Linked DNA regions of Mus musculus: region 2 is linked to region 1. Evidence: chromatin loops called from intact Hi-C (ENCODE). Cell type or tissue: heart. All regions are shown on one strand.

Region 1 (5,000 bases):
GATAGCAGGCTTTGCTTGTCTCTCCCCGCATCCCCGTTTCTCTATGGTGCTGGGGATTTAATCAGAGCCTTACACAGGTTAGTCAAATGTTCTACCTCTGATACACCCAACTTCTAGTTTTTAATTTCTATCCCTGCCACTCAAGCTAAGATCAGTCAGTGAAGGGCTGAGAACCAAGCCCTCGAATTTGTTCTTTGACTTCTCACACGCGCGTGTGCGTGTTACCCATTTGTCTTTGTTTCCCACGGCTGAGATTATAAACACCATGCCCTGGCTTTTTGCATGAATCCTGGTGATTGAACCCAGGTTTTTGTGGGGTTTAAAATTATCTACATCATTATAATAAAACCTAATGCAATATTCCCTGTTCTCAGACACTGTAACCAGATATGAAGGTAGAAAGAAGAGAAAAACCTAAAATTGATTAGATTTTATTTCCATTAAGAAATCCATTCAAGGGGCTGGTGAGATGGCTCAGTGGGTAAGAGCACCCGACTGCTCTTCCGAAGGTCCGGAGTTCAAATCCCAGCAACCACATGGTGGCTCACAACCACTCGTAATGAGATCTGACTCCCTCTTCTGGAGTGTCTGAAGACAGCTACAGTGTACTTACATATAATAAAAATAAATAAATCTTAAAAAAAAAAAAAGAAATCCCTTCAAGGGAATGGAGAGGTGGCTCAGCAGTTAAGAGCACTCACTGCTCTACCGAAGGTCCCGAATTCAAATCCCAGCAACCACATGGTGGCTCACAACCATCCGTAACGAAATCTAATGCCCTCTTTTGGAGTATCTGTGGACAGCTACAGTGTACTTACATATAATAAATAAAAACTTTAAAAAAATACTGTTTTGAATAGAAAAAGTAAGAATGAGTGGGAAGAGAACCAGGTCTTGGTTTTCTCTTAAGGCAGTTAGGAAAGACTCAGAAGTATGCACTTGCTTCTCTTTCAGTAGAACATTCGACTGTTCATGTTGTTTCTCACTCCAAATTCCAATTAGTCCTTGAAGGGGATTTAAAAAAAATATTTATTTTATGTATATGAGTACACTAGGTGTACAGATGGTTGTGAGCCATCATGTGGTTGTTGGAAATTGAACCCCCTCGATCTGGCCAGAAGATTTATTGATTTATTTATTATTCTACGTTAAGTACACTGTAACTGTCTTCAGGCACACCAGAAGAGGGCGTCAGATCTCATTACGGATGGTTGAGCAGTCAGCACTCTTAACCACTGAGCCATCTTGCCAGCCCCTCAAAACAGTATTATTTTGAATAATAGTATTAATTCAAAAATACTGACAGAGTAATGTCTTTTCTTTCATTTGTTTGTTTCTTTGATGATAGCTCTAGTCTCCATAGTTCTACTATAGTAGAACTCATAGTCTACTCCATAGTTCGCAGACTATGGAGCCTAGACTGCCATTGCACAGAGGATCTTCCTGCTTCAAGCCTCCTCTCTCTGCTCCTTGCTCACAGGGGTTTCAAAGCCCTTAGTTTGGTATTCAATTCTGGACACCACTCACTATAAGAAATTTCTGACAATGTTTCTTGTTAGGGCTTCCCATATTGAAAATAGTTATATTGTCCAATTAAGATTCTTCTTCCTGAAAATCACTTGGAACGTAAATGGACTTGTGGGGTTTTTTGTTTGTTTGGTTGGTTGGTTGGTTTTTCGAGACAATGTTTCTCTGTGTCGCCCTGGTTGTCCTGGAACTCACTTTGTAGACCAGGCTGGATTCCAACTCAGAAATCCACCTGCCTCTGCCTCCCGAGTGCTGGGATTAAAGGCGTGTGCCACCATGCGCCACCACTGCCCGGCTAAAATCAATTTTTAAAAGGAACAAAAAGAAAAATCAAAAACATCTGTTACTCACTGGTTTTTCTCAAAGAATATACTTCACATTCTGTGAGGTGAACACACTGAAGCTTCTTAATAGCGTCTACTTCCCATGGAACCTTTGCCTGGGTAATCCTAGAAAGTGTGCAATGCATAACTTTCCATACTCTGTCTTTCAGATTAGCAGCGCTGAGAGTGAGATGGAACTCAATCAGCCCCTTGTGCCTGTTAGGCTAGCGCTACTGTTTCAAAACAACAAAAGTTAGCCCAGGATCACTGACTGACACCCGCTAAGCTGCAGCTCCAATCCAGAATTGGTTCCAGTAGAATCAAAACTCCCTTATTAGACAATAAGGTACCAAGGAATCAGGATTCTCTCCAAGGTTAAAGTTCCTAGGAGGCGCTACCTTCGGGGAGACGGGGAGCCCGGGGTGCACCCACCTAGACGGGCCTTCAGCAACAGATTGTTGGCCACGAAGTTCTCGAGTTCCATGATCGCTGTCCTGCGCCGTCGCTGCCGCGGTTTCCGACGTCGAACTTTTCGGAGTCGAGGCAATGGAGACGGGGAAGGCTGCGGGGAAGGAGATCCTAAACCCGCGGCAGAAGCCTCGGGGCATCCCTTGTCCTTTGAGGAACGCGGCTTCTGGACGGTGGCCCTCCGCGACAGCGACCGTCTCTGTCGCTTCTTCCTCCGCCTCCTCCGGGGTCGCCACAACTGCCAACAGGAGCGCTGCCGTCGTCGCCGTCGCTGTCGCCGTCGCGGTCGCCGCGGAGATGGGACACGGGTAGGCTCGCTACGGGTTCCAGCTCTGTTGCTGTCCCGGCAAGGGGCTTCCGCTATCGGCGCCGGCGCGCGGTAGCTCGAGCTCCTCTCAGCATCATCGCCCAGGCCCAGGGCGCGTAACTCTCTCCTCAGCGCCGGGTCCTGGGCAGCACTCAACCTTCGCCGCGCCCTACCCTACCGAGGAGCTTACAAACTCGAGAGCGGTCTCCAGCGGCGACGGCGACAGCTCCAGCAGCGGCAGCCGCAGCCGCCAGTTAACTCGCAAGACAGCTGGGCCCCGGCTAACGGTTTTCCTCCAGAGGGAGCCCGAGAGCTCCCCTCGGGGCGGCGTCTGAGGATACTGTGGCGGCTCTCGGGACACTACAGATCCCATAAGGCCCAGCGCCAGGAAGTCGAGGAAGTGTGGCCTCCTGGGAGTTGTAGTCTTTAATCCAGTAAACTGTAGTGCCTGTTTAGTGTCATCCAGGACTTGTGTACTTCTCGCGAAATACGGGAAGCTGACGCACTCATCGCGAGACGAAGCTGGGCGTGGTTTTACATCAGCATCCTATGCACGAGTTTCTTGAACTGCTTGGTCTGTACGCACTGTCGTCCAAAGTGTGGCGGAGTGAATGTCATGGGGAAAGCCAAGCGGACTGGGGCGCGGAGGCAGGTCCACAAAGCGCCCGCAGGGGCGTCCGGAGGCCCGGCGAAAACTAACCCAAACCCATTTGAAGTGAAAGTCAACCGGCAGAAGTTCCAGATCCTTGGCAGGAAGACGCGCCACGATGTGGGCCTGCCCGGGGTGTCCCGCGCTCGTGCCATCAGGAAGGTGAGGGGATAGGCTCTACCCAGGTTCTGCGTACTATGCCCAGTGGCTAGTGAAAGCCATTTGGGGAGAAAAAGATTTATTTGGCTTACACTTATATATTTCCATCATTGAGGAAATTAGAGGCAGGAGCTGATGTAGAAGTCATGAGGGGTGCTGCTTACTGGCTTGCTCTCTATAGCTTGCTTAGCCTGCTTTCTTAAAGAACCTAGGACCGCTGCTAGCACATAGGTGGGCCCTCCGCGGTCAATCACTAATTAGTAAAATGCTCTTTGGGCTTGCTTGCAGCCCGGTCTTATGAAAGTATTTTTTTCCAATTGAAATTCCCTTCTTTCTGATGACTATACTTTGTGTCAAGTTTGCCTTAAACTAGCCAGCAAAACGATCAGGACTGAGGCATAACACTGCCTCTCCTTTGCTTGATATCGAATGCGCTTCCTCTGGAAACCCTTCCTCCTTGGGATCTTCCAGGTATACATTCTTCTTGACTCTTCTTGGAGCTTTTAGGGCCTAAGAGTCAATCTCTTCTGAGCTCTGAGCTGCCCTGTACCACTGCTCTGTATGCTTTGACCATGACAGTATTCGTCCCGTGGATAGGGTTTACAGAGTATGCTCTTTGAATGTTTGGAAATTGTCCTTCCTCTGAATTTCATGAGCTTGTCCCTTGGGAAGTCACTGGAATAGTACCTTTTGGGGATAACCTCATAGCTTCCATCCTTGTTCTTATGGCCCCATCTCAAGAGTATATTGTACCTTCCTTTCAAAACCAGTTCAACAAATGGCATTCTCTATGTAACTGCTGACGTTCGTTTGACTTTAAAAAATAAAAGTTTGTGAGTGCCGTTTGTGCTGTGGCTTTAATCTCTGGGGAATCGGAGACAGGTGGATCTCTGAGTTTAAGGGCTTTATGGTGAGACTCAAAACTTCCAGTTGAGTCTCAAAAAATAAATAAAAGAAATGAGTAAGTAAAAGGCAATTCATGGTTACTTTGAGAAAATTAATAGGTTAGACTTATTGGTAATGTTTGTAAAGGGGATAAGTAAGACCTAGCCTTTGCCCTTCACAGCTACAAATCTGTACTTTGTTACAAAGGATCCAGTTTACATGAGATCTTTAGATTGAAGGAAATTTCTTTTTTAAAAAAACTTAATTACTAATTTTATTTTAAATTTAATTTAAATTTTATTTTTAATACATTTATATTATAAATAATAAATAAATAAATAATAACCTCACCACTATGGTATTTGATCACATCTGGGTCTGTCCTTAAAGGGAATCGCATTGTAACTTTGTAAGGAAATTTCTTTTTCTTTTTGCTCTTTCGAGACAGTGTTTCTCTGTGTAGCCCTGGCTGTCTTGGGAACTCACTCTGTAGACCAGGCTGACTTGGAACTCAGAAATCCGCCTGCCTCTGCCTCCCAAGTGCTGGGATCAAAGGTGTGCGCCACCACTGCCCAGCAGGAAATTTCTTTTGAATTGGGTAAAATATCCATACTGCAAGGAGCTGACACTGTCCTGTGTATGTCCTGTATGTGGTTCAATGCATGCATTATAAAAAATACAA
Region 2 (5,000 bases), 880 kb after region 1:
ACCCACAAGGGGCCTTTCCCCCTTGACCACTAATTGAGAAAATGCCTTACAGTTAGTTGGATCTTATGGAGGCATTTCCTCAACTGAAGCTCCTTTCTCTGTGATAACTCCAGCTGTGTCAAGTTGACACAAAACTAGCCAGTACACCTCCCTCCTGGAAACCCCCTATCCTATCCTCCCTCCTCCTGCTTCTATGAGGGTGTTCCTCTACCCACCCATCCGCCTCCACCTCCCTGTCTTTCATTCCCCTATACTGGGGCATCTATAAAGCCTTCCTAGGACCAAGGACCTCTCCTCCCATTGATGCATGACAAGGCCATCCTCTGCTACATATTCAGCTAGAGCCATGTGTACTCCTCTGTTGATGGCTTAGTCCCTGGGAGTTCTGGGGTGGGGGTCTGGTTGGTTGATATTGTTGTTCTTCCTTGCAAACCCCTTCAACTCCTTCAGTCCCTTCTCTAACTCCTCTATTGGGGACCCTGTGCTCCATCCAATGGTTGGCTGTGAACATCTGCCTCTGTATTTGTAAGGCTCTGGCAGGGTCTCTCAGGAAACAGCCATATCAGGCTCCTTTCAGCATGCACTTCTTGGCATCCACAATAGTGTTTGGATTTGGTAACTGTGTATGGGATGAATCCCCAGGTGAGACAGTTTCTGGGTGGCCTTTCCTTCAGTCTCTGCTCAACACTTTCATCTCCATATTTGCTCCTATGAGTATTTTGTTCTCCTTCTAAGAAGGACTGAAACACCCATACTTTGGTCTTCCTTCTTATTGAGCTTCATGTGATCTGTGAATTATATCCTGGTTATTTGGAGCTTTTGGGCTAATATCCACTTATCAGCAACTGCATATCATGTGTGTTCTTTTTCAATTTGGTTACCTCACTCAGGATGATATTTTCTAGTTCTATCCATTTGCCTAAGAATTTCACGAATTCATTGTTTTGGAGTTTTTGTTTGTTTGTTTGGTTGGTTGGTTGGTTTTTTGTTTTTGTTTTTTTGTTTTTTTGAGGCGGTTTCTCTGTGTAGCCCTGGTTGACCTGGAACTCAGAAATCTGCCTGCCTCTGCCTCCCAAATGATGGGATTAAAGGCGTGCACCACCAGTGCCCGGTGAATTCATTGTTTTTAATAGCTGAGTAGTACTCCATTGTGTAAATGTACCACATTTTCTGTATCCATTCCTCTGTTGAGAACATCTGGGTTCTTTCCAGCTCCTGGCTATTATAAATAAGGCTGCTATGAACATAGTGGAGCATGTGTCCTTATTGCATGTTGGATCATCTTCTGGGTATATGACCAGGAGTGGTATAGCTGGGTCCTCAGGTAGTACTATGTCCAATTTTCTGAGGAACTGCCAAACTGATTTCCAGAGTGGTTGTACAAACTTGCAATTCCACCAGCAATGGAGGAGTGTTCCTCTTTCTCCACACCCTCACCAGCATCTGCTGTCACCTGAGGTTTTGATCTTATCCATTCTGACTGGTGTAAGGTGGAATCTCAGGGTTGTTTTGATTTGCATTTCCCTGATGATTAAGGATGTTGAACATTTCTTTAGGTGCTTCTCAGCCATTCGGTATTCCTCAGTTGTCATTACTACTTTGGCTTGGCTTTGCTTTCCTCCTCCTCCTCCTCTTTGGTCAGGCAAGTGTTCTTATTGGTGGAAGTTTCTCAGCTTGGCTAAGAAACTTCAGTTCTTTGGTTTAGGTCATCAGCCCTTTCAGGGAATCCCTACACTTGACTTAATTCTGTATCTGATGCCCACAATGTACATTACCGTGTGCACAAGAGAGGTTCCAAACGTCTTAGGAGATTCTCTGCCACCTGAGTCCTGAGATAGGGATTCTGGCCTACACTGGCCCAGCTTTTAGGTTCTGATTCAGAAAATGACCAGATAGGTTACTTCTTCCCAATGGGCTGTGCTGGGATACTAGTGAAGCGTCCTCGCTGGGAGCCAGCTGGAATTAGGACTTGAGCACCTGTTCATCAGAAAAAAAAAAAATGCATTAACCTCATACTGAAGATCTTCACCTACTATTCTGAGTTCACTCCCACAGGAACGTAGAAGGAACGGAAAAGGCATTCCACAAAGGCAGGAGGTGGAAAGCAGTGAGGGAAGTCTCCAGGAACGGTCTGGTGTCCCTGGGTCGGGATACAGATCTGTGGAGAGGGTGGCTGCTCTGGAGCACCAGAGTGTGTATAGTCCTGGGTTTCCACAATCCTGAAGCCTGCCATTCCAGCCACCACCCTTTAAAGAAGAGGATGCTGCCAGGTCTATTTTGGAGTGGGCAGGGGTGGCTGTGAGCTACCATAGAGGGGACCTGCCAGGAGTGCAGCCCACTACTAAGGTTGCTCGTCCTGACGCGAAGCAAGGAGGTGGGACCAATTAACAGCCTCGCAGAGTTATGTTCCCTACCCACCACCCTTCCTTAAAGTCCCATGAGCCATCTGCTATGGGCTAGTATAATATAGGGCTTAGTAGTTATGAAAATAGATGCCAGTTCTTTTGCCGCCTCTGTGCCCGCAGCCCCAAATCAGAAGCTAGGCACTGCTAAGATGCAAGAGGAACTCCAGATAGATCTGAGCTCATCAAGAAAACCCAAGACTCGGCGCACGCTGGGACTTGTAGTCGGGAGAGGCAAGCCTCCCGGATGCACGCTGGGCCTTGTAGTCTGTTGGGCGGGCTCGCCCCTCACCTGGCCAGGGCGGGTGCCGCAGGGCCAATGGGAGCCGTGCCGGCCAGGCCTGTTCCGCCCCGCGCCTACGGACGTTTGTGCCGGGACATGGCCGCTGCGGATGCCGGGTCCTTGAGCTGAGCGCTTGCTGCCGGAGCCAACCTCTGCCGTCAACCGTCCGCGCGGGCTGGGCCCAGGCGCCGGGACGGCCAAGATCCGCCGAGGAAGCTGAGGCAGCTATAGAACGCCGCCGCGGCGGGCGCATGGCGTCCATCTTGCTCAGGAGCTGCCGGGGCCGGGGGCCTGCCCGCCTCGCGCCACCTCGGGCCGCCTCCCCGCGGGGTAAGCTGGTGCTGCGCAAACGACCTGTTGTGGGCGACCGGGAGCCAGCGCGGGACGCCCCCTTCCGTGCCCCGAGGCAGCGCGGCAATGACAAGCACCGGGCCGCTCTGAGCCGCTTGTGCTGGACAGCTTCCTGTGACCTTAGTTGCCCAGGTCGCCGCAGGTCACTGCTGCCGACCGAGGCGCTGAGAAAGTTCCTTAGGGCCGTGGCTTCCCTGCCGCTCCCCTCGAAGATGAATCGAGCCCTGTCCTGCCCTTTGGCCAGTTCAGGCTTGGAAGCCAGAACTCTGGGACAAGGAGATTGGGTTGTGGTTGATGCCAGCTTAGTGGGCCACTCCCTGGGGTGGGGTGGCTGATGACCGTGCTTTCCAAGGAAACTTATATGTGTCCTATTTGTAAGGTTGAAACAGCCTGTGAGAGTGGGACCCAAGACCTTATGGTTTCTTGGTAGAAGTACAGTTCTTGTCACCTTAACAGTATTGGAGAGTCGGGTATGGTGTGGAGCCAGGCATGGGGGCACACACCTTTACCCCCAGCACCCTGGAAACAGAGGCATGTGAATCTCTGAACTCCAGACCATTTAAAATTTCAGGCCAGGCAGGGCACAAGATCCAGTCTTAAAAACAAACAGCAAAACCAGTTAGGATGCGTGGAAAGAGCAGAGTGTCCCTGGGTTTGGTGTGGTTTTTCAAGCTGTCTCTGCTATAAGCGCTGTCTACCTGTTGACTTGTTCAGGATACCATAATGTACTTCTGCCTTTTCTTATTTCTCTGGCATGTTTATGGCTTTCAAATTAGTTGATATTGTGTGTGTGTGTTATTATTCCAGGCACAAGAATGTTTTCTTTAGTTAACCCAGTTCCCTTGGAACAAAAATGCTGCTTCCCTGACAGTGGTTAGACTCCTGTCAGCTGGTTAGATGTGGAACAATAGAGCATTACTGGGTAGCAAGCCCCTGCTCTCCCTGTAATGATGTGCCCAGAGCCAACAGGCACAGGATGGACATCCTGACTTTTTAGTCTTAGAGGATAAATTGAGGCCAACTTTGTATCAAAGTGTTCTTTATTCTTGAGTACTTACCTTCTTCTTCACTTTTGTGTGACATACTTTATTCTGATTTTCTCGTTATATTTTTCCATGGCACCACATTACATTTGTCCTTTTGGCTCTTCAAGTTGTAACCGTTTCTCAGGTTATGTTTGCTTTCCATGACCTTGACAGTTTTGAGGAGTGCTTAGGTCAGGTGTGTTGTAAGATTTCTCTTTTGGTGTTCTGCTGATGGGTTCCTGGAGAGGTTTTAAGTGTGCCTTGCTCATCTCATGAAGCCAAGGCCCCACAGCTACTCTTGTTGATGTTGAGTTGACCTGGTTCCCCAGCGGAAGTGTGCTTGCCAAGTGTCCACCCTGAAGATCCTTTCCTTTCCCCTTTCTGTGCTGTTCTTGGTGAGAGGAAGACACTTGGTATGTGGAAGCGGGATTGAATGATCCTGGGGTGTGTGGGAGAGCATCCAGTCTAGAGGCTACCATGCCATATTGTAAACCTGTTAGGACTAGTCAAGGCTCAGGTAGGCAAAAGAGGACTGGCTTGGAGTGAGACAAGTTCCTGCAGCTTTTGACAGCTGCGAGGTGCACTCGACCTGGAGGCTTTGCATGAATGCCAGGGGAAGGACATTGCTTGGGAAGAAGTAAAGGTCTCCTGGAAGCCAGGAGTAAATCAGAAAATTAGGCAAAGACGTTTAGTCTTTCTCCCTGGGTCTGACACTCCTAAAGCTTTGGGAGTGATAGATATCAATGGGTTTGTTACTCATAAGGAGCTCTTTCTACCTGCCTGAGAAGAGAAGTGGGGCCTCCAGAGAGGCGGGGAGTAGAGAGTGGTCAGTGGGCCCGAGGAAAGAATACTGCAAAAAGAACCTGCCTTGTTCAGGTCTCTCCTGGTCATATCCCATGTCTCCTCTGACTACTCACTTGTGTCCTTTGTGATAAACTG

The links. Peaks named below come from ENCODE experiments on the same cell type or tissue, not always from the same donor. Only the 100,000 strongest peaks of a DNase experiment are listed, where the experiment ranks them.
Region 2: it touches region 1 in a loop (7-fold over the local background); 1 of 42 quality-filtered maps calls a loop at or near these places.

The regions. Positions count from the first base shown.
Region 1 is chr5:34,658,287-34,663,286 of GRCm38, reverse strand. It overlaps Nop14 (NOP14 nucleolar protein), which reads left to right and starts at 3,139. Exons shown (of 18, transcript NM_029278.2): 1 at 3,139-3,436. The coding sequence starts at 3,242. It overlaps Grk4 (G protein-coupled receptor kinase 4), which reads right to left and starts at 2,908. Exons shown (of 16, transcript NM_019497.2): 1 at 2,283-2,908. The coding sequence starts at 2,334. In heart, no CTCF peak of the experiment used is centred here; a DNase peak (open chromatin) is centred at 3,036; H3K4me3 peaks cover 2,787 bases; H3K27ac peaks cover 2,274 bases.
Region 2 is chr5:33,780,489-33,785,488 of GRCm38, reverse strand. Letm1 (leucine zipper-EF-hand containing transmembrane protein 1) reads left to right here and starts at 2,772. Exons shown (of 14, transcript NM_019694.2): 1 at 2,772-3,015. The coding sequence starts at 2,937. In heart, a CTCF peak has its summit at 3,061; a DNase peak (open chromatin) is centred at 2,668; H3K4me3 peaks cover 1,763 bases; H3K27ac peaks cover 1,620 bases.